Regions from separate parts of the Homo sapiens genome. Here all the other regions are linked to region 4. The links are chromatin loops, found by intact Hi-C in ENCODE. Cell type or tissue: PC-3. All regions are shown on one strand. Links, peaks and the distances in the headings refer to the core of each region. The heading gives the core; the rest is flanking DNA. Region 1 has its middle 5.6 kb from the start of LINC01107. Region 2 has its middle 20 kb from the start of LINC01940. Region 3 has its middle 43 kb from the start of LINC01107. Region 4 has its middle 63 kb from the start of TWIST2. Region 5 has its middle 42 kb from the start of ASB1.

Evidence for each region. Peaks named below come from ENCODE experiments on the same cell type or tissue, not always from the same donor. Only the 100,000 strongest peaks of a DNase experiment are listed, where the experiment ranks them.
Region 1: a loop joins it to region 4, with 13 times the contacts of the local background. A loop is called at or near these places in 2 of 110 quality-filtered maps.
Region 2: a loop joins it to region 4, with 3 times the contacts of the local background. A loop is called at or near these places in 11 of 110 quality-filtered maps.
Region 3: it touches region 4 in a loop (3.0-fold over the local background); 5 of 110 quality-filtered maps call a loop at or near these places.
Region 5: it touches region 4 in a loop (6-fold over the local background); 3 of 110 quality-filtered maps call a loop at or near these places.

The regions. Positions count from the first base shown.
Region 1 is chr2:238,558,133-238,564,110 of GRCh38, reverse strand. No RefSeq gene overlaps it. Among named protein-coding and RNA genes, the nearest start is that of LINC01107, 5.6 kb to the right of the region's middle. In PC-3, for the core only: no CTCF peak of the experiment used is centred there; a DNase peak (open chromatin) is centred at 2,670; H3K27ac peaks cover 838 bases.
Region 2 is chr2:238,943,283-238,949,260 of GRCh38, reverse strand. No RefSeq gene overlaps it. Among named protein-coding and RNA genes, the nearest start is that of LINC01940, 20 kb to the right of the region's middle. In PC-3, for the core only: a CTCF peak has its summit at 3,344 (motif pointing right); DNase peaks (open chromatin) are centred at 680 and 1,120; H3K4me3 peaks cover 1,982 bases; H3K27ac peaks cover 2,118 bases.
Region 3 is chr2:238,595,072-238,601,049 of GRCh38, reverse strand. No RefSeq gene overlaps it. Among named protein-coding and RNA genes, the nearest start is that of LINC01107, 43 kb to the right of the region's middle. RefSeq lists an enhancer at 699-1,214. In PC-3, for the core only: no CTCF peak of the experiment used is centred there; a DNase peak (open chromatin) is centred at 3,739; H3K27ac peaks cover 385 bases.
Region 4 is chr2:238,782,051-238,788,028 of GRCh38, reverse strand. No RefSeq gene overlaps it. Among named protein-coding and RNA genes, the nearest start is that of TWIST2, 63 kb to the left of the region's middle. RefSeq lists an enhancer at 4,038-4,541. In PC-3, for the core only: CTCF peaks have their summits at 2,630 and 2,832 (motif pointing right); a DNase peak (open chromatin) is centred at 2,838.
Region 5 is chr2:238,465,690-238,471,667 of GRCh38, reverse strand. No RefSeq gene overlaps it. Among named protein-coding and RNA genes, the nearest start is that of ASB1, 42 kb to the right of the region's middle. In PC-3, for the core only: no CTCF peak of the experiment used is centred there; a DNase peak (open chromatin) is centred at 3,687; H3K4me3 peaks cover 353 bases; H3K27ac peaks cover 1,769 bases.

The DNA.
Region 1 (5,978 bases), core at 463-5,462, 220 kb after region 4:
AATGGAAATTCCTTTGGCAGGAGGAAAAAGAATCAAGTCTTGCGAGTGAATTTACACCAGGAAATATACTCTTCTGTGCTCTTTGAAGCCACCAAGAAAAGAGAATATGCCCCATTTGCTGCTTCTAGGGAGGTGAAGGCCGTCTCTCCACCTACATCAGCTGGTGGGGGAGCCCCCGGGTGACCTCACCTTGCCCAGACCACCCATCCGCCACTGCTTCCCTCAACCTTCTTCCTTAAGAATGGTGAGATGGCTCAACTGGAATGTTCCGCATGAAAAGAGACACTTCATGATCGCTTCCACTCGCGTTACTCCCCTTTCCCTTTAAAACAGTTCAACATTGCCTGGGTTTTATGTGTAAGTGGATCCGAAGACCACCCACGTGTTGGGAAGCTGAGGTTGCCAGAAACATTCCCCGATTTCCAATATCTCCCTTCCTGGAGCTGAGAGCTTCATCTCACTACTGGCGGCTTAGTGTTTTGCACAGAGGTATGAGTTCTCAAACAGTTTTAAGCAAGAGAGCCATTTGTGAAATAAAATTTTACACAGCAATGTGATTTCTGAAAAGGGGTGGGGGGCCCCCTCGTCAGTCCCCAGTGTGTCGCTCCATCTGTCCATGGAGTCCCACGACATGCCAAGCACCGCACAAGTCCCTGAGGACAAAATATCTGAGACCATCTCATCTTGCACTCAGAGCATTGACAGACTCCAGCAGGAAAGATGCTGCAGCAAACAGAAAACTTTGATTCGCTGAAATGAGATGTGACGAAGAAGAAACAATGAGGAGAGATGGGGTGTACTTCTGACCAACTACACTGTAAATAAGTCAAATTAATGCGACTCCAAAACCTTAACTAAATAATTCTGAAGATGAAAGAAGAAAGGGATAAGAATAATTCTACATTTTTGGAAAGAGGGGCAGTGGAGGAGGCTTGCCTTTGGGGATATTAAAACAAGTGAGAAAGCAATCAAAACAGGAACTTCATGGTGCAGCCGATGACAGGTAGAGGATGCCCCTGAAAAAGACGCTTCTAGCAAAGGCTGAACACGTGGACAAAGTTGTGTTACGGACGATTAGACTGAGGATGGAATTTTCAATTAATAATGCTTAAAAGAGTGACTCCTTGGGAAAAAAATCAAGTTAAGAGTGTCACTCCAAACCATATCCCAAAGTAAATTCCAAATAGATTGACAAGCTGAACGTTGAAAAGAAGCCATAAAATCTTTCAAAGAAAATAGAGGTGAACGTTTAACTGACTTTATAGTAAGCTGGGTAAGATCTTTTAAAGTACTCTATTGTCTTAGAGCATCTTCTGCTGCTATAACAGAGTACCTGAGGCTGGGGAATTTATTAAGAAAAGGCATTTGTTTCTGCCAGTTCTGGAAGCTGGGAGGCCTCAGGTTCAGGAGCCGCATCCGATGGGCTTCTGGCCAGGGCCTCGTACTGCATCAGAGCGTGGCCATTATAACAGCCCCATGCTTGTGGTAACCAACCCCTCCTGTGAGAACCCACTGATCTACCAATCCACGAAGGGATTACCCGCCTCCTAAAGGCCCCGCCTCTCAATACTGTTACCTTGGGGATTCAGTTTCAACGTGAGTTTCAAAAGGAATAAACATATTTCCCTTTGAAACATTTCATAGCAAGTATGAAAACAAATAACAAAGGAAAATTTTATCTAAAATGGGAAAGTATTCATACCTCAAATAATAAAATTAAGCAAATAAGAAGTCAGGAAAAAATACAAGTAACAAAGGTAACAGAGAGTTCATATCCTTACTGTAGGAAGGGTGCTTTAACACAATTATTTTTTAAAGCCAAGCTTTCAGTGGGAAAAAGAGGTAAAGACCTCATAGGCAACTCACAGAAGAAAAAAGTAGAAATGGATGATGAATGTAGAAAGTATATTAAACCACACAAATGCTTTCTTCTTTATACATTGCTATGTTTTCTAAATTGTGTAAATGACCATGTTATTTTCATAATCAGGAAAGAGTACAGCCAGTGTGAATTCATCTAGGTAAAGCTCAAAGCTAATCTTTGGAGCCAGGAGTTCAGGACAGGGTTCACCTCCAGGGGCTGATCGCTGTGAAGGGCGGGAGGGGGCAATCGCGTTCTTTCTAAATCTTGATTTGCTGGAGATCACATGGGTGTGCTCAGTCAGTCAAAATTCATCACAGTATACACTTCTAAAGCGTGTACTCATCTGTATTTGTATATGCTTTGATTTTTAAAGTTTACTTTAGCAAACTCAAAATATGTCTATGGCAAAAGAGATCACAAAAAAGAAACATATATATACGTATATATATGTACATGTACGTGTGTATATATATATATATATATATATAGAGAGAGAGAGAGAGAGAGAGAGAGACAGAGAGAGAGAGAGAGAGAGAGAGAGAGAGACGGAGTCTTGCTCTGTCACCAGGCTGGAGTGCAATGGCGTGATCTCGGCTGACTGCAACCTCCACCTTCCGGGTTCAAGCAATTCTCCTGCCTCAGCCTCCCAAGTAGCTGACAAAAAATATTTTTAACGCAGATGACCAATAAGGTGTTAATGCCTCAAATATACAGTAAGCGTTTATGAACCCACAGGAAAAAGCCAGACAACCAGCAATAAAGTGGGCAAGAGATACGAATGGGCAGAAGTGAGTCAGAGCAAATAAATCCAGCAAACCTGAAAAGATGCCTGAAGTCACGAGCAGCCAGGGAAGGGCATATTTGCACAACAGAGACATCATTACACCCATCAGGCCACATAAAGAATTTTAACGAAAACTGTAACACACTTTGCTGGCAGGGAGATGGAGAAAGGTCTCTAATACACTGCTGAGGGGCGTGTTAAGATCCTGGCCTCTTTAGGAAGCTGCAACTGCTATTAAAATCAAAATGCAAAGACCCTTCAGGTTGAATTCAAGCTAATGGAGAAGCTAAGTAGACAAAGCCGCCTTGCATTTTCAGGGAAACAGTTCTTTTCCTCCTGGTCTTCAAAGTTGTATGAGTTCCACTGTTGGATTTTCCTCATTTCTTCATCCTGGAAGGAGAGGCTGGCCCAGACCAGGGTCCATTCCCTGGTGCTGTCTGAGGACTCGTTCGGTCCTCGGGAGGCCTAGACCCATGCACAGGTCTCCTCTCGGGTCCTCTGGCTCCCATTCTGCCACTCCATCCATCGCATGCACTGCAGCCAGCAGGAGCCCCTGAAAACACATCTCGGATCACGACACCATTTCTCGGTTGCACTTGAATGAAACGTTCCTACCACACTGTCCGGGTCTGTCCCTACCAGCCCTTCCAACCTCCTTTCTCCAAACCCTGAGTGCCCTCCTGGCCCAGCCCTGCCCCTCTGACCTGTTTCAGTTTCTGAGCTGCACCGAACTCTTGTCCGTTTGGTGCCTCCAGTGCTGTCCCTTCCCTTCCTTGGGCGTGGAGAGGCCTCCATGTGTGCTCCCTGTCCCAGGAATATTCCCAGCACTTGCACGGTGGTGATTCATGAGTCTGTCTCCCTCGAAGGCTGGAGCTCAGGAGCTGGGACCCTCCACCTCACCGCCTGCCACGCCCCAACCCCAGCAGTGTCCCGCACGAGGAAGGAGCTGTAAGTACTGATGACTGGCACACTCGGGCCTCCTGCCCTCTGGCAGCTGAAATGTGAATGGCCAGTGTTGTGTGCTGGGAGAGGGAGGGTGGGAGAAAGGAGGCGGCCCCAGCCATCCTGGTGTCTCCTGGAGGTGGCAGTGCAGGCCCAGGACCTCGGGCCTTCCCTCACTGGCCGGGCGTCCTCCCAGTCCCTCCCATGCTGGGTGTCCAGACAACAACCCACAGGCCCAGAGGCCACTCTGGTCTTAGTCTTGGTCCAGGCCAAGCAGGGACTGGACCTGCTTGGTGAGGACTGTGGAGAGGACTGTGACCTCTCCATCCATCTGTTTCTGAACCTAAAAAATGGCCAAAGGGGAGGAAGAGGAGGACGATGGCCCCCAGGGCCAGCTCCACAGGTGTGAGGCCTGGGCAGACTCATAGGGCCCGGCTGAGCCCACAGGGACCCCACGCTCTGTTCAAGGCCTGGCCATCGCTGCCTTGGAAGTCTGAAGGCCTTCTGAACTGGGGGCCTCCAATTCCATTTCACCCTGGGCCCCATAAACAGCACACCCAGGCCTGAGAGCGCCTATGCAAGAGAGCTGTGGGCTGAGGGCTGAGGGCTAAGGCGCTGGCTGCCAGGCTGCACCAGGCTTGCAGGGACCGCTGGCCTGACTCCTCACAGTCTGAAGACACCTGAGGACTCCTGCGGCCATTGGCCACCCCCGCCGCAGGAGGCAAGTGCTGGAGAAGCTCAGCACCTTTTGCTTCTCTCCCCCACTGCTGTGGAGCCCCCTCTATGTGCTGAGAAAAGCCAGGCCACTCCAGGAACTCACCCTGCAGCTTCCCGTGGACACGTTACAGCTCCTGCCCCTCAAGCTTGGCGGGGGGATTGTAAACCCCTCTCCCCTCCCAGGTGGGCCCTCGCCAGGGCAGCTTTATGACAGGGATGATGGGCCTCGAAGGGGAGAGAACTCTGTTGAATATCAATATCCGGGCTCATTAGGAAGGAGATATTTCAAGAATTATATATGCAAACAGTGAAAAGGCAAATGGTTTTAATAATAACTTATTAAAAGGCCTTTCCCCGGACTGAGAGTCCCATAGCGCATAAAGCCCCCAGCACTTAGCGGGATGGATTTAAGCAGCAGAAGGCACGCGCCGTGCAATTCTCCCCATAGCTCTGCTGACACGGGTCCCGTCTTGGGGGCTCTGGTCTGGTTTGTTTTTCAGCGGCCCAGGAGGCTCGGGTCTGGCTGGGTGCTGGGTTCCCATGGCTGCTTCTGGCTGCAGCTTGAGCCGAAACGTAGACTCCATTCTTCCAGAGCTTTCCGAGGGCACACTATAAACCCAAGCCGGCCCTAGTGAGGCACCTCCTCTTTGTGCCTCAGTCTCCTGCATCTGTGGGTGGGGAGGGGCTGAAGTCATGGGCTCTGAACCTTCTCCACGGTGGGCACCCCCCTCTGTCCGGATCGCTGCCAGCTATGCTTGGATGGGCCCAGGACAGAGGGCAGCAGAGCCGGCCGAACCTGGCACTCAGGCGCCAGCCCCACAAGAGAGCCTCAGTTGAGGGATGAAATCCAAGATTATTTAAATACCTTCTGTTCTAACTTTGAAAAGCAGATGAGAGAAACACTTGAGTTGACCTCTGAAAGTACAGCCTCTAAAAGCGGGCTCTTGAATTCACTTCACCTCATTTCCATCATCCACAACACTTTTTCCGTTGTGTGTTAATAGCTCTTGAGAAAACGAGGTTGGCTCAGCCGGAGGTGGGATGGGCTTCCCTGGAGGACCGGCCATGGGAGGGTAACGGAAACCCACAGGGCACCGGGTGACTGCCTGGGGAGTGGGGTGCAGGGGCAGGACACCAGCCCTGGAGCCCTGGAGGGGCCCAGAAGACCCTCACTCCCTGAGGGAGGCCAGGACTAGAGGCGAGGTAAGGGAAGCCAGTTCCTGGACACAAAGAGGGAGGCCAGGGGAGGAAGGGCCGAGCGCCAGATTGGAGCCCTGGTAGCCGCCAAGGCGATGGAGCTCTGCAGGCGGCAGGTGTGGGCTCAGGGACCTCAGCTGGGCCAGAGAAAGACCCAGTGCAAGAGTCAGGAAGTGCTGTTCTGGGCAGGGCCTTGGACAGCAAAATCCAGCACCCATTCTACAAGGAGAAAATCAAGGGGCAGACAGGCAAGGCACGGCCCCCAATTCTCACGGGCAGTTGGGGCTGAGCTGGGGTCTGCACTCGGTTCCTACACCTCAAGGCAGAGCCCACTCCAGCAGGCCAGTCTGCACAAGGCTGGACCAGTTAAGGAATGCAATGCAAGCAACTGGCTGCTCCCAATGTGAACAGCTTAGTGTGAACTCTGCGCCAAGCTGGACAGGGCAACGCCCAGCCCTATTTAATCGATGTATA
Region 2 (5,978 bases), core at 369-5,368, 160 kb before region 4:
CAATGATGACCTACCCTCAACCAAAGCTCCAGGGGTGAGCTAGCCTCATCTACACGCAATGGTGAACTAGCCTCATCCATAGCTTCCACAGTGAGCTAGCCTCATCTGTAGCTCCAACAGTGGGCTAGCCTCATCCGTACATTGATGGTGAGCTAGCCTCATCCACAGCACCAGCACCAACAGTGAGCTAGCCTCATCAGTGGCTCCAACGGTGACTAGCTTCATCCACAGCTCCAGAAGTAAGCTAGCCTTATCCACACACTGAGGGTGAGCTAGCCTCATTTGCACATCAATGGTGAGCTAGCCTCAGCCACAGCACCAATGATGAGCTAATCTAATGTCGTGCAAGTGTTCAGTCCAGACATTCTGATCCCTCCTCAGGGATGACAAATGGAATACTGCACACAACTTACAATGAAAAATCACCCAATTTTTAAAACTCAACAAATTTTTAAAGTGCTTTTACTGGCCACATACAGAAAGAAACAGTTTCACAGCAAACCTTGCTCCAGACTGCTGTGGTAAAGGATGGAGAGGTGGGGACAGGAGTGGAGGAGGGAGTGGGATGGCCATAGGAGGGGAGGGGAAGCTGGGTCCAGCAGCCCAGGATGTGGTCATGGTGTGACTGGTGCTGAGTAACTGGGAGGACTCAAGAGTGACGATGCCTGGACATCCTTCTATCTCTGACTCATGTTGGGAAGGTCTTTCAAACTCTTTTCATCTTGCAGAGAGGCAGAGCATTCTGGAGACCAACACTTCCTGGGCGGCGCTCAGAGTGGGTGACTCTGCAGAGAGCACCTGCCAGGTGTGATCTCGGACTCAGAGTTCAATCTGCATTTAGCTGACAATGAACTGCAAACTCTGAAAATGTTCACAGCCATGGAGAATAATCTAGAAATCCTCAGTCCATTGGGAAACAGTGTGGGTCAGGGAGTGTAACCAACAGCTGGAGGTGAAGCTGGGACCAGTCAGTGAGGTTAACCACACCAGGGAAGAGGAAGAGAAACCAGTCAGGGCCAAAACGGAGCTTTCATCGATGTCTGAGGGGGCCTTGTCCATCCTGTTTGTGGATTTGGTTGTGTGTGCCTGGGTATTAATTTCTTAGGGCCACTGTAACTGCAAACTGGGTGGCGTAAAATGACAGAAACTCACTATCTCACAGCTCTGGAGAACAGAAGTCCAAAACTAAGCTGTGGGCTGGGCCGTGCTCCCTTGGAAGGCTTGGGGAGGCTCCTTCCTGCCTCTCCCAGCTTTGGGTGGCTCCGCCCCTCCTTGGCTGGTGGCTGCAGCACTCCAATCTCTGCCTTCTGCTCTGTCTTCACACGGCCTTCCCTCTGTGTCTCTGTGTCCTCTTCTCCTCTTATAAGGACAACAGTGATGAGATTTGAGGCCTACCCCGCATGCAGATAATCTGATCTCAAGATTATCACCTTAATTACATCTGTAAAGACCTTATTCCTAAATAAAGTTGCCCTCTGAGTTCTGAGTGGACATGAATTTGCAGGGCAGGCTACTCTTCAACCCACTATGGTAAGTACCTAATTTGCTGCATATCTATTTTACCTGTATTAGTACTGATGGCAGTGGCTGTGCCACGCGGCCTGCCGCTGCCATCACATCAGCTGCAACAGGGAGGTGCAGCTGGGGTTGCACATTCTGTGGAACCAGCGGGAGCTGGAGACAAGTGAGAGCCCCACCTCTTCCAAGTTGGGATGGGAGCTCCCCAGGTGCTGCTGCAAACTCTGCCCTAAGCACGGCTGCCCAAAGCTGCAGACCCGGGCCTCCCGCTCCACTGAGCAGGCAGGGGCTCTGCCCTCCTGAGAGGGGGCTGCAGCCACCCAAATTGTGGCTGCAGACCTGGGCCTCCCGCTCCACTGAGCAGGCAGGGGCCCTGTGCTCCTGAGGGGGGGCTGCAGCCACCCAAATTGTGGCTGCAGACTTGGGCCTCCTGCTCCACTGAGTAGGCAGGGGCTCTGCCCTCCTGAGAGGGGGCTGCAGCCGCCCAAATTGTGGCTGCAGATCTGGGCATCCCGCTCTGCAGAGCAGGCAGGAGCCCCGCCCCTGCCCCAGGCACAGCTGTAGCCACCCAAACTGGGGCTGCAGACCTAGGCATCCCTGCACTCTTGGGGGGGCCTGGGAAGGCACTCTTGAGGGGGCCTGGGAAGGAACCCTTGTCCTTGCAGGCTCAGTGGTTTCTGGTCCTGCTGCCTAGCCTCTCCCCACTCCTGGCACCCACTTTGATCTCAGAGCAGAGGTGGGGCCAAGCCCAGGCACTTTCACAGCCCAACCAGGTGTGCACACACTTGGGGCAGTGCTGACATGCCAGCCCCCTGCCCCTTCAGCCCCCTCTGGACTTTGGGCACTGAGGAGCATGGGAGGAGAAGCTGAAGGAGAGTTGAGGGCAGCTGGGCACTGGCCTGCAGGTGCCCCTTGGTGCCAGCAACCTGGGTGCCATGAATGGCCACGGGAGGCAGACAGGCTCCTGGGCAGAAGGGGGAGGGTCCCCAGTGAAGCCCCAGCTTCAGGCCAGGGCAGGCATAAAGCCTGGGGGCTGGGCTGCCAGTTCTGAGGACCAGAGGGGGACATCATGGTGCTTTCTCCTGGGCCCATGCATGGCTGCCTGTGGACCAATCAGCATGCACTTCCCTGCTCTGAGGCCCAAAAAAGCCCCAGGCTCAGCCAGAGCAGGACAGAGGACAGAGAGATGACAGAAAGGATGGATGACTAGCTGCAAAGAGGAGCTACCATCTCTGCTGATAGCGGCAGACAACAGGATAACCAGCTGCAGAGAGGAACCGCCCACTCCAGGGCCTCCTCTCTGCTGAGAACTGAACACTCAACAGGACGACCTTCCCACAGAGAGGAGCTACCCACTGTGGGTCTCCTCTGAGCTATTCTAACACTCAATAAAACTCCTCTTCATCTTGTTTACCTTCTACTTGTCTGTGTACCTCATTCTTCCTGGACACAGGACAAGAACTCGGGCAAAGGTACCACTGGCCACAGAGGTTTCTGGCCAGAAAAGCAACACCCTAAAGATCCCATAACAGACCAAGATGGAGAAAGTGGTACTTACTCAATCTTTTCTTAGGGGACATCGTTTATGAAGCTGGTGGGAACAGGATAACCAGATTGGGTGGGCGATGAGACCCTCAGGGGCACACTTAGCACCAGTAAGTAACTGGCAATAATAAGCTGCTGGTTTAGCAGAGGCCAGCAGGGTTTCCTCCAAGGCTCGTGTGTTGCTGCTTGGGTTTTGCAGGGCTGAGGCCACAGCCCTGTTACAGGGACAAGCAGTGAACCACGGCCAAGGAGGGAAGTGCAGAGTGGGGCCTGCCTGCTGGTGGCACCAGAGAGCAAGGCAGGCTGGAGGGTATCCTCTGGGTAGGCTGCAGGAGTCCTCTGCCCTTCCCTATAAAATCTTAGGTGAAATCCAGATTTTGCTCTAGTGCTTGGCAGAAAATTGTTCTTCCTGGAGAATTCTCTGAGACATACATCAAGGATAAAGGGAGGCAAGAACTGAATTTACATGGAAAGAAAACCAACAACCAGGATGTCAGCCCAGCTCTCGCTTGCAAAAAACTCAAGAGCTTGCAGCCAGGGGTGGGGCTGTGGCCATGGTGCTGGGGGATCAGTTCCTGTCAACCAGTAGCCCTTGCTTAAAAATAAAAAAGGTGGAAGGGGCTTTTGGTCTCTGGGAAGGTGTGTCCTTGAACTGTCTAGGCCCCATGACATTTGGAATCTAGATTCTGGCAGGCATTAGGCCAGCAGCAACTGGTGGGGTCGAAAGACAGGTCTGGGCCTGTCCTTGTCCTGGAGTGTCCATGATGTGGTCTTATGGATGACCAGATGTGCTGCTCACAACCACCATGTAAGAAGGGTGGGGTAGTGGCCGTTAATATTATCTCAGTGCCATGGTTTGGATATTTGTCCCTTTCAAAATTCTGTCGAAATTTAATCCCCAATGTGCCAGTATTAAGATGTGGGACATTTAAGAGGTGATTGGGTCATGAGGGCTTTCCCCTAATACATGGATTAATCCATCCAAGGATTAATGGATCAATTGGTTATCACAGGAGTAGGACTGGTGGCTTTATAAGGCAAACCTGAGCTAGCACACGAGCATGCTCAGCCCCTTCACCATGAGATGGCCTGTACCACCTCAGGACTCTGCAAAGAGTTCCCACTAGCAAGAAGGCCCTCACCAGATGAAGCCCCTCAACCTTGGACTTCTCAGCCTCCATAACTTAAAAAAAAATTCCTTTTCTTTATAAACTACCCAGTTTCAGGTGTTCTATTGTAAGCAACAGAAAACAGACTAAGACACTCAGCATTCTGAGGAAGAAACTGAGTCTCAGTGTTGGCCCCAAGATAGCCCAGCCATGAGATGGCAGAGCCTGATTTCAAAGCCAGGTCATCAGGGATCTGCCATCTCTCACCTTTGAATTCTCTGAATCTCAATCCAGAGCTTTTCCTAGTACAATGTGTTTCCTCTACATCACATATGATGGGCAAGAGATCATGACTTTTATTTTATTTTATTTTATTTTTATTTTACAGTTTTGTAGAGACAGGGTCTTACTATGTTGCCCAGGCTGGTCTTGAATTCCGAGCCTCAAGCCATTCTTCTGTCTCAGCCTCCCAAAGTGCTGGGATTACAGGCAGGAGCCACTGCGCCCGGCCAAGATCATGACTTTTATTGGGAACATCTATTGGCTGCCTGTCTGTTTTGCCCCAGATGTGCCATATCTGTTAACCACCTCATAGTTCTTAGGGGGAAAGGCCTTCCTGGCTCCCTTCCAACTTGCCACTCATTGCCATGCTTGTGCCCACCTTGCGGCTGATAGAGAAGTGCCATAGCTAGCTTCTAACATTCCAGGATTCTGTCATCTTCACTTCTGCCTGGGAGCCCCCTTCTGCAATAGCATCCCCCCAACCTTCCCTGGCCTAAAGAGGATGCACCCCACGGAGCTCAGGGACACTGGCACCCCCTCACTGGCACGTTCCTGTGACTCCACAGCTCGGCGTGTGGCCCCTTCCTCCCCCTGCAGCCCTGCAGGCCCTGGTCGGGTGATGTTGCCCCTCAAATCCACTTGTTGTCTGGTGACCAGGAGGGGAGGTGGGGATTAATCCTTTGTGTGGGGTGTTGTGTGTGTGTGTGTGTGTGTGTGTGTGTGTGTGTGTGTGTGTGCTGTCTTGTAAAGCAGAGGCCTCTGTGTCTTCCCCAAGCAAGGGCAGAGCCCTAGGTTTTAACCAGGGAGGAGGGGGCATGTCCACAGCTCCAGTGGGTCAGGGCATCCAGGGTTCCCACATTTTCATGTGCATGGACTTGGCTATTCCCAGTCCATATCTCAGCATCCCAGTCCGCTGTTCCAGTTGGGCCTTGACTTTGGTGGAGACTGGCAGGATGGCCTGGGCCTGAGCCCAATCAGACAGCCCAGTTGGGAGCAGGATCTGTGGTGGGACCCAGACGTAGCAGGGCCTGATTAGAAGTGGCTGAGTGAACCAGGGAGGGCGGAGGGAGAGGGGCAGAGATACTAAGTCGTCTGTCTCTGCCCCATTCCGTAAAGTGTCATAAAATCTAAATCAGAATCACTGCTGGGGTAGAGTTAATAGACGGGGAGGGAAAATGAAATAGGGTTCTTGTAGAACAGGTCCCCAAACTGACCGTGCACAAGAATGCTGAGACGTCGACAGACACACAGAGGCACATGAGGCAGTAAAACGTGCGTTAGTGACAAACGTGCCAGCACTGTGCCCCGACCACCGGTCCTGAAGGAGACTTTCCTAGGAAACAAACAGATCAAGGAGGAAATGAAGACCAGGGAACAATCACACTTAAAATGGAATTGAAATGGTTAGGATCACAACAGCACTTAAAAAGATTTCCAGGCCTTTGAATATCTTCTTTATCAAAATAAGAAAAGAAAAGGATCAAACGGAGTCTGCAACCTATGATCTTAAGATCATAAGAAAAT
Region 3 (5,978 bases), core at 656-5,655, 190 kb after region 4:
ATTCCTTCCTACACTAATTCACCTGTCTTCCCACCCTCCATGGGGTAAGCGCTGGGGGCACGGTGCTGGGTGCTGGGTGCTGGGGACAGGTGTGGGCTGGGCTCTGAGTTAGGACGAGCCACTGTCCCATTTGAGAGTCTCCAGCCCCATCATGTTCAATCCCAGCTCAGCGGATTTTCACACCCAAATCACTGCCTCCTGCCCCCAAATCTGGAACTACCAGTTTAAAAAAAAAAAAAAAAAAAAAAAGTCTGTGAGATGGACGTGGCACTGAGGAGGGGAAGTAAGCCAGGAACCACACAGGGGACCAGGCGGGCGCCAGGCCCACCCAGTATCGCCACCCGGGGACGGCTTTAGCCACCCGAGCCTCCAGCGTGGGGGGAGCGTTCATTCTCTGAGGTCGTCATGAGGCTCAAAGGGAAGTGAACATACAGTGTTCTCAAGGTGTTACATTTCTAAAGTCATCTCAAGAGACAGCCAAGCAGAAGGCGAGAGGAAGGAAAAGGCGGTGTCCACACCTGCCGATGGACTCGGGGAAACGTGGACCCTCCGCGGTGTCCCAGGGACCCCAAGCTCCATGTTCCCCAGCAAGGCCTGGGTGACACCACCTCTATTTGGGCCAAGGTGAGACCACTATGGTGGGACCACTCCCGCAGCCCCTGGGACAGGACGGGACGCCCCAACAGGGAGCCCCTCCCCACCCACGTCCCGCCACCTCCTCCCAGCTTCCCAGCGCCCTCCCCAGCATCTGGCGGCCTGCGGAGCCTCCCACTCCGAGGAGGTCTCCTCCATGGACTCCAGGCAGAGGAGGACGCTGTCCTGCATGCATCGCTCCCTTCAATGTCCCATGCCCAGGAGGCTGCGCCACATTCTTGGCAGGCGGGGCCTGCCTCATCCTGCTTTGCTGTACATGTGGGCCCCATTTGCAGGGGGCACCGCGCTGGGGTGGAGGAGATCCAGAGGGGTGGCTGTGGGACTGGCCTTAAACACTTCCACCTGAGAATGTGGAGGGAACACCCCCCAAGGCGATGAAAGGGACCAGAGAGCAGGACGCTACGCACCAGGAAAAGAGGAGTGGAGAAGCCCCCAGTGTGAGAAGGCAGGAGGGGGTCCTGCGGAGGCCGTCAGTGCCGCTGCTGAGCCTCGAGACCCCCAGCAGGAGGCATGTGGGGGACAGGAGAGCAGTGGGGTGCAGGGCCAGCCCACTGCACCTTCTTGCCACTCAGGGCTGGCAGCTACCAGGCTACCCCAAGGAGGCCAACCCCCAGGCTCTCATCGTGGCTGCTGCCCCAGCATCCGTGGCAGCCCATCGCTACAGCATTGGTGGGGACATCTGCAGGCTCTGCCAGCCTGGAGCCCTGCCCTGCAGCTGGTGAGGCACCCCCACAAGGTGCCAGAGACCACCTGGTCCAACCATCACTTCCCACACAAACAAACCAAGATGCAGGTGTTTAGTTAGGCATCAACTAGCTTGGGTTAGTATCCGTTGCCTCCGGCAGCTCTTCCTTTCCTGGTCTGAGGGGCTCCAGTGAGGGCTCCAAACAGCCCAGAGTCTTATTACTTGTATTTGAAAACAAATGCACAAAGCCGCGGGAAGGGCAAAGCCCTCCCAGCACTGGCTGTGCCTAGTCCCTGCAATCTGACCTCACTGCTCCAATGCCATTAGCTCCAGAACAACCCCTCTTCTCCAGCAGCAAGGACTTCAGGACTCCCGGGCAGACCCACGCGGGGCAGCACCCCTGCAGATCCAAGCCTCATGCACTCTCTTCCACACCTGGGCCCCTGAGGCTCCTCCACGGACTGCTGCGTTTCCTATTTCTTCCAAGACAAAATGGACCCATTCACCTTTTTCCCTCATGTCCCTCTCTCCCTTCTCCTCCCTGGTCCCACTAAAAGTGTGAGCTTCCAATGCTTCCTGGGTTTGAAAAGTTTCACATGATATCAGTACACAGAGACAGTTCATTTTGGTATTTGGGCTCTTGTCAAGGTTAAAAACCAAAAAATGGATTGACCCATCACTAGACAAAATCAGAATAGTCAAAGAGGTGACGTCATGGGGGAAATTCCTAACTCACGCATGCGCCATGGTCTGTCTCCTGGTCTTTGTCATTCACACGTTTTAGATGAGCATTTATTTACTATGCCCATAATCTGTGCTGGGCACCGTGGGCCCAGAGATCCCTGAGGCACAGACCCTGTCTCCAAACGCAGGAAAACACAGAGATCGTGAGAAAGAATTGCAGCTTTCGTGGCAGAGTACACGGCACGCCTGTGTGGGGGTAGGCAAGGGCCTCTGAGCCAGGACAGGGTAGAAGGGACAGTGGAGGGTCAGGAACACCTTCCAGAGGGGCTCACAGGGAAGGAGAGGGAGGGAATGACCAGGGGAGAAACAGAAAGGAACAAGGCCAACTCCAAAGGCCAGAGCCCCTGGACACAGCGGGGCACAGGAGGCAGACAGGCAGAGCCAGGGATGGGGGATCCCACGGGGAACTGAGAGCGGGCACAGGGTTCAAGCACAGGCATGGCAGAATGTGCTGTGCATTGTTTCAAGGTCCTCTCGGTGGCTGCATAAGGAATGGACTGACTCAGAGTGACAGGGTGACCCAGAGACCCAAGAAAAGCGGCAGCAGGAGAACAACCTGTGGCACTTAAGATGCCCAGAGCCATCCTGCGTGCTTTGCAAACATGAGCCCATGAAATGCTTGCCACCACGCAGTGGGGTGGGCACTGACATTGCCCCGATTTACAGAAAAGGCATCTGGGACACAGAGAAGTTGGCCTGCCGAGGTCTGGGAGTGACCCCGAAAATGGAGCAGGGCCTGAAACCAGGCAGTGGTGAAGGGGTAGGAAGACAAATTTGGTACAGAAACACTTAGGACTCAGTGCCCAACCAGGGGCAGGAATCTGGGAGAGGTCTGGGATGACCCCCAGGTCCCTGGTTGGGGTAACTGGAAGAGCTCAGGGCTGTAGGGAGAAGAGTCTATTTAAAGGGGAATGGAGGGGTCCCACTGGGGGCGGGACAATTTGGGAACATTAGTGGGATGTTGGGGGAGGATTAGATCTATAAGTCATGGACACCCAGGTCAGCCCCAAAGGGTAAATGTGTGGGGTGAGTAGAGAGCTAAGAAGCCACAGGAGACCCCACATCACTGAGTCCTCCTGCCTGATGGCCCCTCCAGGCCTTGGGACAACCTGCCCTAGGATTCCTGATTCCCAGTTGAGGGGAGAGAGGCCTGGGGAGAGGCAGAGCTCTTAGAGCCCGGGAGGACATTCTTGCTTCAAGGCTCAAGTAGGGGGATGAGAAGGAGGACCCTTGGCCGAGAAATTTCATGCAGTAAGGAGGGCTCAGAGTGGCTTATGCGGGAAAGAGGAAGTTCAAGAGCACCATAAAGGGTTAGAATTTCAGAGAGGAAAAGAACCTCTTAACACTTCCAATAGGTGATTTTCTCTTAAAAAAAAAAAAAAGAAAGAAAGAAAAAGTTTAAGAAGAAACTTTACAAAGGGAAAACGTAATGTTCAACCTCTGGGCAAATTCTAGCGGAAAAAGGGAGAGAGAGGGGTGGGTGGGAGGCTAACACAATTTATGGGCCCTCAGAGCCGCGCCAGCTTGAGGTGGCGGAGCCTCTTGGCCCGGGGCCTGCCTGCTGACTTGAGCTTTGAAAAACAACTTCCTGTCAATAAATGTGAACAAAAGTTTGGACCCATCTTCAAAGTGATGAGTTATGCTGAAAGTATGTTCCTGCAAACGGGGGGAATGGATTGTTCCTGGCGCTTTGGCATTCAAGAGAGTTTATAAATAACCACTCAGCTCTGCTCGGGTTATGCCTGCTGGGAGTGCCCAGTGCCAGCAAGCAGAGGGAGACCTGGGGAGCGGGGCAGCACTCCCTGGTAGGGCTGGCACAAAGTGCCCAGAGAAGCGCAAGTCACGTCTTGGCGTGGGAGTAGGGGGCTTCCCCAAGCCTCTGTTCAGGGCTGGGCAACCGGGGACCCCCTGGACCAGCTCTTCCATTTGCATTTTGGAGGGAAAAAAGGAAGGAATGGATTCTACATGTGGTTTCCATCGGCCCAGAAAAGTAAAAACATGTGTCAGCGTTTCTAGCAGAAATGGTCCTTGTTATTTTAATGAGAAAGACCATAATTAGGGACAACAGTGAAAAAGAAGCCATGGGTCCCCTTTGTGCCCTCCCCTCAACCGATGGGGAGCAGTCGCCCCAATGAACAGTCCTCCTGCCCTTAACCTGCTCCACCAGCACGGGAGGAAGGGAGAAAGCTGGGGACAGGCAAGTCCTCCAGCTCCAACAGTTCCATTCTCAGGGCTGAAGGTGCCGCCCAAGCAGCTCATTTGTCAGCGTTTAAACATCATTACAACGTTAACGGCCTCTCTGATGCCAAAGAGTTGGCTTTGCACGCCTATAAATTAGAGTACATCAAACCAGAGTTTATTGAGTCTTGGCCAATCAGAAGTAAAACTTCCATAACTTTTTACAATTCTCTACATTCTTCCAATTATATTAAAATATTTATTTGCACCCTGCATGATATATATAAACGTTTTATTAAGAACATTTGAAACCTGGTTCTTTAAACAGAAAAAAGATCCACTCCATGCTGGCAGAGGTCCGGCCAGTATGTGCTGTGTCCAGTTGGTTTCATGGAGGGAAACAGCTCTGATTGGATTTTCGAGGGATTAGCAAGAAGGAGTGGCAGAGCACGAAGCTGGCTCCCAATTCATGGCTGCGCCTCCCTTAGCAAATCCCCTGCATTTGGTCGTGACACCAATGAGGAGCAGGTCCCTGTTTTGTCTCTGCCTGGGCTGGCCTGTCTGGAACAGTCTTCTAGGGTCACAGTGCACGTCTGCCTCTGGGCAGCTGCCTGACCCAGGCCTCCACGAGAGCAGGGAAGAGGCACAGAGACGTTCCATGATGGCTGGGTGAAGAAGCAGGCAGTCGGGGTGAGTTAGGTTAAAACCCAAAGCCCCTTCTGCCCGGCCCTTTCCTGGCTGTGTGCTGTGGGGCCTGGACTCCCCCTCTCTGAAGCTCAGTTTCCTGTCTCTAAAGTGGGTGTCACAATGACAGCCGCCACCATTCCTCCACTACCACAAGAATCATAGGTGGTGACCTGCCTCATATTCCCGAAACGTCTCTGCGCGGCAACATCCTCCTTTGAGCCTCGTCTCATCCCATCGTTGCCTCCTCCTGAAGGTCCTTCTGCTGCTGACACATCAAGTGCATGGGGACATCCGTAGCACGTGGCCAGCCAGGAGGACACTGAGGCCTGCCTGAGGCCCTATCTGTGGGTGTGATCATAACGCCACCAAGAACAGCTCTTGTGCTTACAGGGTGCTAAGTCCTGACCATCTCAGGACATCCTTCACACTGCCCTACAAGGTAGGGACTCTCGCTGCAGATGAGGGAGGTATCTCTCAGTGGGGTAAAGGGTTTGGCCAAGGCGGTACAGGTCGCCCTCAGGCTGGCCAGCGCGTAGCACTCCACAGCCACAGCAGACAGCATCACAATGAACTACTCAGGAGCAGGAGGGCAGGCTCAGGTCCCAGGAAGAGGAGTGTGGCCACAAGCAAGATTACCCGCCTGGCCTGGAAGGGACAACCGAGCAGAATTTGAAATAAGCAGCAGGGAAGAGATTCTGGTTTCTGTGGGGCCCTCATCAGAAACCCCATAGGGCCCTTCACCAGAAACCCTCTGCCTGCAGAGACCACCTGCAGATGGGGGCCTCAGCTGCCTGCAGTTGCCCAGGGCATGGAAGCACAAAGCTCATTTCTGTTACCACATCACTAACTGTAGGATTGGACCTCAACATGCATACTGGTTCTGGCACAAAAGGAGCTGATTTCTTGTTCTTGCAACTGTCCCAGGCAGGGGTTCCTGCTCAGCAGATGGTGCCTCTCCTAGAAGTAATTCAGGGACCAGCCACCTTCCATCCTAGGCCTCCATCACAGCCCTTGGGCCTCGCTGTGGTGT
Region 4 (5,978 bases), core at 433-5,432:
GGCTATAGCTTAAAACACAGCCAAAGCTTTAAAGCTTGGTCGTCCAGATTTCTGTGTGACCATTTTAACACAGGGCATCTCTAGTTCCCAATGGAAATATTTCTTTTCCGGCACTTTCATTTTCTGAAACAATTTACTGGAGTTTCATAAAAAGAGAATAACAGCTTTGTGTTTCATTGTTGAGGATTTTACTTCACTTTACATAACTTTTCCTCATTTCACTTAGTGGCTATTTGAGGAGCTTGACTGAACTCTAGGTAACCTCTTAGGTTATGCCTGCTGGATTTCAGGGACCTGGAGCTGCTGGTGCTGGCAGGCCAGTGGTGACTCGGGGTGCCTGTCTGACCGCCTAGGAGCTGGGACTGGGCTCTCTGCGTACATACAACTGCATGGGGGACAGGGGACTTCTGCCTTTGTTTGGACAAAGGATGCGGTAAGACCAGAGAAAAGGAAGGCTTTACCTGTGGCTCTTTGCACTTTTAATACTCTAGAAGGAAATAGTGAGTCTACTTTAATGGAAAATAGCGAATCTTTTGCAGGACTCAAAAAAGGAAGTTTGCTAAGAGCAAGGAAATGTGAAGGAGTTGGAGCGACAGCGTTAGAACATTTAATTTGGCTTTATGTTGTAATTATGACTTGCGGGAAGTGGCCTGGCGTGTATGAATGCTGTTGCTGGAAAGAGCACTTGAGCATCAGCGAAAATTCTGAAAGCTGTGTTTACAACGGACGCACACACAACAGAAAGCAAACCGTGGAGACGAGGGTTTTGGAAACGTGCCCTCCTCGGCATTCATTATAACCAATAATTAATTAAGAGATTTTTTAAAGTCCCTTCCTTGGCATCACGTTCCTCAGTGAGAATGCGGATGAGAAGTCAGAGGTGTTTGGGACATAAGTGCAAGTAGTTACGGGCAGGGTTTTTCAGTTTTGGTTTTTAAAGAGAATGAAAACGAAGTGGGGAGACAGCGGCACAGTGTGCGGTGCCCTGCCGGCCAGGCCACGCTTTCTCCACCCTGACTCCCACGTTCGCTCAACAGTATGAGAACTTCACGGTAACATGGAAGGGATCCCCGCACTCCCTCTAATGCTATTTCTGTTCGATGCGTTCTTTGGCTGCGAATTTGAGAACTGCCTTTTTGGCAAAGCCAGTGAGTTTTGTGTTTTCAGATCAACCGAAAGGACGTTGACTTTCAGGTTCCCGATCCTTCTGAATCCAATCCCAAATTTAAAACAGCATCCGATCCTGGCTACAGCCTGAGCTGGGCCCCAGGTCAGCCAAGCTTCCCAGGTGGAAAGGAAGGAATCCAGGTTGCCCAAGATGCTGTGGCCTGGGTGACAGTTACCAGCCTCCAGAGAGGCCTCAGCCTTCGGGGTGCCTTGCTCAGAGCAGGCACATACCTCTCACCGCAAGAGCCATCTGACCATGGTTACTCGACCCCTCCCCCAGAGTGAGTTCACTGTCCACCAGAGGGGACAGCTCCCACTGCCAGGCTTCGGTGAAACCACGTGGACTGTGGAAGCAACCCAGTGTCCACTGATGAATGAATGGAGAAACGAAAGGTGATTTATCCGTAGGGTGGGACAGCACCCGGCCTTGGAAAGGAAGGGAACATGGACGGCACCTAAGGATGTTCTGCTGAGTGAAACAACCAGCCACAAAAAGACGAACCTTGCACGATTCCACTCACATGAGGAAGCTAAGGGGTCAAAATCATAGAGACGGAAAGTAGGATTGCGGGTGCCAGGGCTGGGGGAGGAAACAGGGAGTTCGTGTTTCATGGGGGACAGAGTCTCATTTGGGAAGATGGAAAGTTCTGGAGCTGAATAGTGGTGACGGTTGCACAGCAGCGCAGATGTGCTTAATGCCACTGAAGTGTGCACTTAAAATGATAAAAATGGCAAATTTTATGTTATGTATGTTTCACCACAATAAAAAAGGGAATAGCATTTTTCTTGTCAAATGGGGCTGGTGGTAGCTGCTCTGTAGCCTCATAAAGAAGTTCCTAAGTTTTTTTTTTATTTCCTTTTTTTAAATTTGGGTTTAAAACTGCTGTTTCCTTTTTCACTGTGGTAAAATATACATAACATAAAATTTACCATTTGAACCATAAGTTAGCCCAGGCCCTGCTTCTGGCCCCTGCTCTTCCTGAGTCCTGGTTGGTGCCCCCTTCATCCGTCCATACTTGCCACAAGCCCCTCTTGTCCGGTCCTGGGCACAGAGGTCCTGGTGGAAGAGACAGTCCCTGCCCAAGAACAGGGAAGGACATAGATGGGAGAAGGGACCCACTGCCCAGGGGACCAGCACCAGAGCTCAGCTCTCGGGCTCCCTGCGTGGCCCTGGCCTCTCGACCTCGCTGGACTCAGTCTCCTGACGTCTCCAGTGAAGAGCTGGAGTGGTGAGTCCCAGAGCCACTTCCGGCATGGGACAGAGGCCTGTACCTCAACACCAGCGATTTGCTGTGTGATCTTAGGCAAGTCAATATGTGTCTCTGGGACATACAGTGAGTTGTCTAAGATCACACAAACCCCCCACCACTTTAAAAAAAAAAATGGAGGGGATTTGATCAAGATCATGTCAGGATCCTTTCCAGTTTGGACATCCTGTGATTTTGGAATCTTCACCCACAGTTCTGAGCTTTTAAAAAATCCACATTTGTGTTATTTCCTTGTGATAGGGGAGAATAGCCCTGATGTCAGATCTCACTTGCTTATAGTGCTGTGTGCGTGCACATGTGAATAAAGGAATGTTCAGAAACGCTTTTCCTAACAGAGAACCTGTTCCCCGGGGCCAAGCGCAGAGTCCGTGTAACTTGCCTTTGAAGTGTGTCACCTGCTGCGTGACCACAAGAGGGCGGTGCATGCAATGGATTTTGTCAGCACGCGGGGGCCAGAGCTCACAACTTTAATTTGAGAGTTTTTCTTCCCTGGAGTCTCTTGCAGGGTCTTTCTCTGGGAGGCTCAATGCCTCCCGCATCTTCTTCAACAGGCTGAACACACATGTGGAAGCAGCTGAAGAACTGAGACTACTTAAAAGCAGAATATTTTGTAATCACCAAATAGAATCCATTTCGTAATAAAACTGGCTACAAAATATTTTAGGGTTCAGTATGATACATCACAAAGTAATTTAGGCAAGGAAGCACACCAGGCTTAAAAATCAAACGTGGCACCCTGCAGGTTTGCAGCCATGCCTCCAGCAGGCGGGTCGGGTTGGCGAGTTTCTAAACTTTGAGGAGGGAAGGCTGGGTGGCCAGGCTCCATCCAGAGCCTCTTGGCTCACTGTGCCGCCAGCAGTGTAATTGCATCCTGGTGTGACCCACAGGCTGTATCTACAACACTGCGCTGGTGAAGCAATGCTGTTACTAGATTTGAAAACAGGCAAAATGGCTCTGAAAGGAGAGAAAAATGGAAAAGCTCCTTTCCCCAACATTCCACTCCTCTGTCTTCATGGCCTCTGCGTTGGTCCAGCCAGAGGGATTATTTGAGTCCTGTGTCCCAGCCCACCTTTCCCTGGCTTAATGGTGCAGCCACACCTCTGGTTGAGAATACACGCCTGTGTAACTCATTGATTCTGATCTCCTTCATGCTCAGCACCTGCTTCCTTTAGCATCCCCAATGCAAGCGCTTCGAAGCCCATGCTGACAGCCTGGTCATATATCCTTTGGCCCCTCTGCATAAGTAGGAGAGGGGAGAGCTCCTCCTAAAAGTGCTGTGCCCTTAGTAACTGACTATTATTGAATTAGAATGGTGGAGTGAGGAGTTCCTCTCTGCCAGGCACTGTCCTAGGATTTGCATTTGTGAAGAATCACTTGCTTTCCAATTGACTTTGTAACTTTATTTGTGATTGGTTTTCAATGGCAGCCAACATTTCTTCTTTAACTTCCTCTATCTCTCGCTTTTTCTTCCTATGGTCATCTAAACACCTTGAAAAGATGAAGACATCATATATGAAAGTTAAGGCACCATGGGTCATGCATCTTTTAACTATAATTTTGTCCTGGGATCTGCTACCGACTGGTGCTATCAGTAGTCGATAGCACAGTGCTAGAGCAGAGAAGAAAGACTCCACACAGCTGGGATTAGAGACAAATTTGTTACATTCACACTTCAACCCAAGTTTGTCAGACACGTGTCTAAACGACCCATGAATTATTTATTAAGCAAACATTTATTAAAAGCCTACATTGTGCAAAACGAAGTCACTGAGCCTTAAGGATGTGATATGAATTAATTCAACAGGTTCCTTGGCCTCAAAACTATCACCGTGAGAAACAAGACACATATACAGATGTGTGTGAAGAGAGCAGTGACACTTCTTCAGCTGGTGACAAATGCCTTCAGCGCCCTTTGTTACTCCCAGTTAAGTTCATTTGCTCATCCGTTCATGTAATCTACGCGCATGCAGTTTCCACTGAATGTCAGGTGCCATGTCAGGCATGGGGGTGTTGAGATGAGGAAGGCTGACCTAGTGCAGATGGACTGAGTGTAAGGTGCCATGTCAGGCATGGGGGTGTTGAGATGAGGAAGGCCGACCTAGTGCAGTTGGACTGAGTGTCAGGTGCCATGTCAGGCATGGGGGCGTTGAGATGAGGAAGGCCGACCTAGTGCAGATGGACTGAGTGTCAGGTGCCATGTCAGGCATGGGGGCGTTGAGATGAGGAAGGCCGACCTAGTGCAGATGGACTGAGTGTCAGGTGCCATGTCTGGCATGGAGGCGTTGAGATAAGGAAGGCTGACCTAGTGTAGATGGACTGAATGTCAGGTGCCATGTCAGGCATGGGGGCATTGAGATGAGGAAGGCCAACCTAGCGCAGATGGAGAGAACCACAGCACAAAGACTTTGTCACAGACCAAATTTACCCTCCATAGGAAACAAAAACACACAAAAAGCAGACCAAATATGAAAAACAACGGTCTTCCGAACACTGGAAGGAGGCAGTGAAGGACAGTGATCCCTGTGGGATGGGAAGGAAACCATTGAGCCCTATGGTAGCCCAATGCACTGCCTTGAGTTTTCAGGCCACAGAACAAGAAGGAGGCATCTCCTCCACTCAGGCAGAGCCCAGCAGACTCTCTGAGTTGGGAAGATAGAGATTTCGGGGAGACCAGTGCAACTACCCTTGGCAGGGCAGAGTCCCAGAGAGGAGAGAATCCAGAGATCTGCAGAGGCTCACCTTCAGGATTGGCGGGTGTGTGTGAGGAAACTGCCCAAGACCGAGCAAAGAATCACCTTAAAGATGAAAGGAAATAATGCCTGGCACTCACATCGGTCTGCAAATAGCACCTGTGCCCACATGACAAACTGGAAATCTCAGAGGACATCGGGTGGCGTATCAGTACTTGCCTGAGTATTGGAGAATAAGTACCCTTAGTGTAAACGAGGTTCCGGTTCCACCTAACAAACTTCAAAAGTAAGATCCAAGAGGATCAAGAAACTCAGTCGCATCCCAGAACAAACCTCAAGAATATGTGCAGATATACAAAAACACCCAGCACCCAACGAGATGAAATTCTCAATATCTGGCATCCAATCAAAGATTACCAGGCAGATAAAGAAACAGAAAAATATGTCCTATAATAAGGAGAAAAATCAATCAAAACAGACCCAGAACTGATGCAGATGTTAGAATTAGCAGACAAAGAAATAAAAGTTACCATAACTGTATTCCATATGTTTTAAAAGTGGAGTAAAGATGTGGAAGATATAAAAAGGACAAATTAAAGTTTTAAAGATGAAAACTATAATGGCTGAAATGAAAAACACACTGGATGGATTCATGGCAGGTTACACGTTACAGAATAAAATATTAGTGAACTTGAAGACACGGTAATAGAAGCTCTCCGAAATGAAACATAGAGGGGAAAAAAGTCATTTTTTCTTTTTGAGAAGAAGTTGGGCCAAGTTTCTTCTTTTTAAGTTTTGTTTTTTTTGTTTTTGTTTTTGTTTTTGAGGCGGAGTCTCACTATAGCCCAGGCTG
Region 5 (5,978 bases), core at 715-5,714, 320 kb after region 4:
TCTAGGAACTAGAGAAATAAGAACAAACTAAACCCAAGATTGGTAGAAGGAAGGAAATAATAAAGCTTAGAACAGAAATAAAATAGAGTGTGAAAAAAGGACCAATTCAAAAGATCAATGAAACAAAAAGTCAGTTTCTTTGAAAAGATAAACCATATCAACAAACCTTTAGCTAGGCTAAGAATAAAAGAGGATAGACACAAATATATAAAATCAGAAATGAAAAAGGAGACATTACAAATAATATCACAGAAATATAAAGGATCATAAGAGACTATTATGAACACATATACAACAAAAAATTTGTAAACAAAAAAGAAATGAATACATTCCTGGATATAACCTATCAAGATTAAATTATGAAGAATAGGAAATTTTAACAGACCAGTAACAGGTAAGAAAATTGAATCAGTAATAAAAAGTCTTCCAAGAAAAAAATAAATAAATATTTTTAAAAGCACAGGACCTGATGGCTTCACTGCTGAATTCTACCAAATATTTAAGGAAGAACTAATACCAACTCTGCTCAAAACATTCCAGAAAATTGAAGAGGGGGGAAAACTTACTAACTAATTTTATGAGGCCAGCATTACTCTGATTCCAAAACCAGATAAGAACACAACAAAAAAGAAAACTATAGGCCAATATCTCTGAGGAACACAGATGCAAAAATTCTCAACAAGATACTAGCAAACTAAATTGAAAGGCACATTTAAAAGATCATTATGATCAAGTGGGATTCATCCCAGGAACATGAGGATGGTTCAACATATGCAAATCCATACATGTGATATACCACAGTAACAAAAAAAGGCAACAAAATGATCATTTCAATAAACACAGAGCATTTGAAAATCCAACATTCGTTTATGATAAACACTCTTAGCAAATTAGGTATAGAAGATATATATATATACCTTGAAACAATAAATACAAGATATATATATATCTTGTATTTATATATATATATATATACACCTTGAAACAATATATCTTGAATATATATACCTTGAAACAATATATCTTGAAAACAAGATATATATATATACCTTGAAACAATAAATCTACAGTTAACATCATACCGAATGGGGAAAAGATAAAAGCTTTGCCTCTAAGATCAGGAAAAATAAGGATGCCCATTTTCACCACTCCTATTCCACACAGGACTGGAAGTCCTAGGCAAAGCAATTAGGCAAGAGGAAGAAATAAAAGGCAATCTCTATGGAGTCTAAAAGATAATGCTTGAAATCTAAGGTCCTTTTTAGTATCAGTGACAAGGCAACATTGGATGTAGCGCTTCCCCTGAGATGACATCTCCCAAACTAAGATCAAGAAAAGCAATGCCTCCAACTCCCCAGAGCATCAGAGAAGGCCACGTGAGTAGGTCAAATCTTCATCCCCACCTGGCAGTAAAAGGTGGCCCTTCCCCTCCCCACTGGGTTTGTGTCAAAGGAAGCACAGTAAAGCCTAAATGTCTACCACCACCCATACCCAGGAGTAGTAAAACATCCTTCTTCATCCTTTTGGGTGGCAATAAAAGCTGAGAGGGGAATTTGGACTTCCACTCCTCCTGACACTTTCTTAGGTGACAAAGTGTCAGAGGAAGCTTGAAAAGACAGGAGATTTAAATAAGATCCTGAATACCCAAAATGTCCAGGATACAACTTAAATTCACTTGTCATACCAAGAACCAGGAAAATAATCAACTTGAATGAAAAAAACTAGTAAACAGACACCAATATCAAGATGACACACACACGGGAATTACATGATGAGGGTTTTTTTATTTGTTAATTTTATTTATTTATTTATTTATTTATTAAGACAGAGTCTCGCTCTGTCGCCAGGCTGGAGTGCAGTGGCACAATCTCGGCTCACTGCAACCTCTGCCTCCCGGGTTCAAGCGATTCTCCTGCCTCCGCCTCCTGAGTAGCTAGGACTACAGGCGCCCACCACCACCACACCCAGCTAATTTTTTTTTTTTTTGTATTTTTAGAAGAGACAGGGTTTCACTGTGTTAGCCAGGATGGTGTCCATCTCCTGACTTCATCATCTGCCTGCCTCAGTCTCCCTACATGTTGGGATTACAGGCATGAGCCACTGTGCCCAGCCAATTAATTTTATTTTTTAATTGACAAATAATAATTGCACATATTCATGGGGTACATAGTGATGTTTCAATACATATAATGTGATCAGATTCAAGTAAATAACATACCCATCAAATGTTTATCATTTTTCTGTGTTAATAATATTCAATATCTTGATGAAGATTTTAAAGCAGCCATCATAAAAATGCTTCAACAAGGAATTGGAAACATACTGGACACAAATTTTTTTTAAACAGAAAGCCTTGGCAAAGAAATAGAAATATGAAAAAGAAACAAATGGAAATATTAGAACTTAAGAATACAATAACCAAAACAAAGACAAAAACTCACTGAATAGTTTCCACAACAGAATGGGGAAGACAGAGGAAGGAATCCGTGAACTGAAAGAGAGAACAATACAATCTAAACAACAGAGAAAAAAAATACAGACTGAAAAACAAATGAACAGCACCTCAGGGACCTGTGGGATTATAACAAAAGATGTAACATTTATGTCATGAGAGTCCTGGGAAAAGAAGAGAAAAAGGGAGGGACTGAAAAAGTACTCAAAGAAATAATGGCTGAAATTTCTCAAATTTGGCAAAAAAACACAAACTTATAGATACAAGAAGCTGAGCAAATGGTAAACAGGATAACCTCAAAGACATTCACATCAAAGATACATCATAATGAAACTCCTGAGAACTACGAACAAAGAAAAATCTTGAAAGAAATAGGAGATAATCGGCTGGGCACGGTGGCTCATGCCTGTAATCCCAGCATTTTGGGAGGCCAAGGCGGGTGGATCACCTGAGGTCGGGAGTTTGAGACCAGCCTGACCAACATGGAGCAACTCCGTCTCTACTAAAAATACAAAATTACCCAGGCATGGTGGCGCATGCCTGTAATCCCAGCTACTTGGGAGGCTGAGGCAGGAGAATCACTTGAGGTGGAGGTTGCGGTGAGCCAAGATCGTGTCATTGCACTCCAGCCTGGGCAACAAGAGCAAAACTCCATCTCAAAAAAAAAAAAAAAAACAAACAGAGAGATAATCAACACCTTACCTATGTGAAAGAAGCAATTCAAATGACAGCAGATTGCTCATGAGAAACCATGGAAGCCAGAAGGAAACGGCAGAAAATTTTTCAAATTCTGAAAGAAAAGAACTGTCAATGAAGATATCCTTCAGAAATGAAGGGGGTGATCAAGACCCTCTTGGATTCAAAAAAAACTAAGAAAATTTGGCACCACAAGACCTATCCTCAAAGAATGCTTAAGGAAGCTCTTGAAATGGAAAGGAAATGATAAAAGAGGGAATCTTGAAACATCAGGAATGAAAACAGAACAATAAGAAGGGTAAAAAAAAATGGGTAAATACAAGAAATTAGGCTTTAGGAAAACATTTTACAAAACATGTATGTTTTTTCAGGCCCTTGCAATGGTTACTATCAACAGATGTATGGACAATGAGTACTTGGGAAATCACTAATTCTTTTTAGGTTGTTTGAAAAAGCTAATTTAGAAGGGGTTTATTTAGGTTTTGTAAAGAAAAAATGTCTTTCTGATTACTTTGTTTGCTTTTCAAAATATCATCATCCCTATTTATGAGTCAGATTTTCCACAGAGAGCATTACATACTCATAAAAACTTGAATTTTATTCCTGAGCTTATTCCAAATACAGTTTCCAGATTTAGCAAATAAAAAATACAGGAGGACCAGTTAAATTTAAATATTGCATGGGACATAATTATAATAAAACGTATGATTTATCTGAAAGTCAAATGTAAGTGGGCATCATTTAATCCTACAGGATTTCCTATCATCAGTGTTGGAAAATAAATAAAAGTCCATCTTCAGAAATGCCTCATTGCCATGATCCTATGGTTTGAATGTATGTGCCTCCCCACCAAAAATTCATATATTGGAACCTAAGACCCAAAGAGGTGGGGTCTTTAGAAGGTGATTCAGTCATGAGGTCTCCTCCCTCAAGAATGGATTTGTTCCCTTATAAAAGGGCTCCAGGGCTGGGCACAGTGGTTCATGCCTGTAATCTCAGCCAAGGGGCTGGGAGGCTGAGGCAGGAGGATTGCTTGAGCCCAGGAGTTTGAGACCAGCCTTGGCAACATAGTGAGACCCCATATCCACACAAAAAAATTTATTTTTAATTATCCTGGTGTGGAGGTACATGGCTGTAGTACCAGCTCCTCAGGGGGGTAGAGGTGGTGGGGATCACTTCAGCCTGGGAAGTCAAGGCTGCAGTGAGCTGTGACTGCACCACTGCACTCCAGCCTGGGTGACAGCGTGAGACTCTGTCTCCAGAAAACAAAATGGGGGGGCAGCTCCAGCGAGCTAGTTAAGTGCCCTTCCTCCCCCTCTGCCATGTGAGGACACAGAAACGAGGTACCATCGTAGAAGTACCTGGCCCTCACCAGACACTGAACCTGCCAGTGCCTTGATCTTGAACTCCCCAGCCTCCAGGACTATGAAAAATAGCTATGATTTTTAATTATCCAGTCTCAGGGACTGTGTTACAGCAGCAGGAATGGACTAAGACACATAGATTAGGATATTGTGGGGGCTTTTGACACATAGATTAGGATATTGTGGGGGCTTTTTTAAAGTTTTAACTCAGAAGGGTAAAACTTATCTCCTTCTAGTGGTCTTAAGAAGTAGAAGGCTTTAGAGCTACTCGGGCAGAGATCAGCTACGGGTCTCTACACAAGAAGGACCCACCACCCCCCCTCCAGCACACCTCCCTACCCTGGCTGTTGACCTGTACTTGTTCACTGATCACCTCTGCCGCCTCCTCCAGGCATGAAGATGACAAACCTGTACACAGACCCTTCCCCCAAATGTTTGTTGCTAGGCATGTCTAAGATTACAGGCCTCTGGTGAGAGATTGGGGTGGGGTCACCACTCAGCTGGGAGGGGAGGGAAAGGTTTCCTGGCAGAAGCAGCATCTGAAGTGGGGCATCCAAGAGAGAGGAAGGGCCCTGCACAGCTGTGCAATGAGCAGGCCGTGTGGTCAGGGGAAGTGCACAGCTCTCCATGCTGGGGCCAGGAGACAGGGCACAGGGCTGGCTGGCCACAGCAATGGGTTGGGAAGGCGAGGGCCAGTGGATTGGCAACCCTCCTCAGGAAGCTTCTCAAGTCTCTCCCCAAGTCCTCCATCCTGCTGTTACCTGGTTACTGGGACATCAAATGTGGTTTGCACACCTGGAATTCCGATTGGGTTTTACAAGCCGTGAAATGTGAGCTCTCAGCGCAGCACGACCTCTCCCGCCCGGGGCCCCTCGGTCCTCTAGAGCCGCCCTGGAGCCCAGGGCTCACCACAGCTTGGCTCAGAGCCCAACTGTGCCTTCTAACGCAGTGTGGATATCCTGTTTGGGATTTCAAATCCATAAATGCACATTTCCCAAAAACCCCTTCCCAGGGATGCTGGATGGCCAGACTCCCACGTACAAGACCTGCAGGGAAAGCAGCCTGGGAGAGCCACAGGCAGCCCGGGGCGCGCGGATGGCAGGGTCTCTGCAATGGGCTCCCCAGAGGCTATTTTAGTCCACAAAATGAATTCATTTTTGTTGAAAAACATCATTCACTCATTCCTTCACTGACCAGCATTGATAAAGCGCCTACTATAGGAAGGTTCTGAGAGGGACAAGGACGCACAGCAAACGAACAGGCTGCCTCATTCCAAACCCAGGCCGCTTGCTTCTGTAGAAAGCATCCGTTACTCTTCTAATCCACTCTTAGTTCCTCAACGAACAGGCTCCTCTTCAGCTCAGAAGGCATAGGGCACGGCATGAGACAGGCCCTGGGCTTGGTCCTGGCACCGCCAGGGCGGGGGCCCACCACAGCCAGCTGTGTCTCCTCACCTCCCTAAGCCT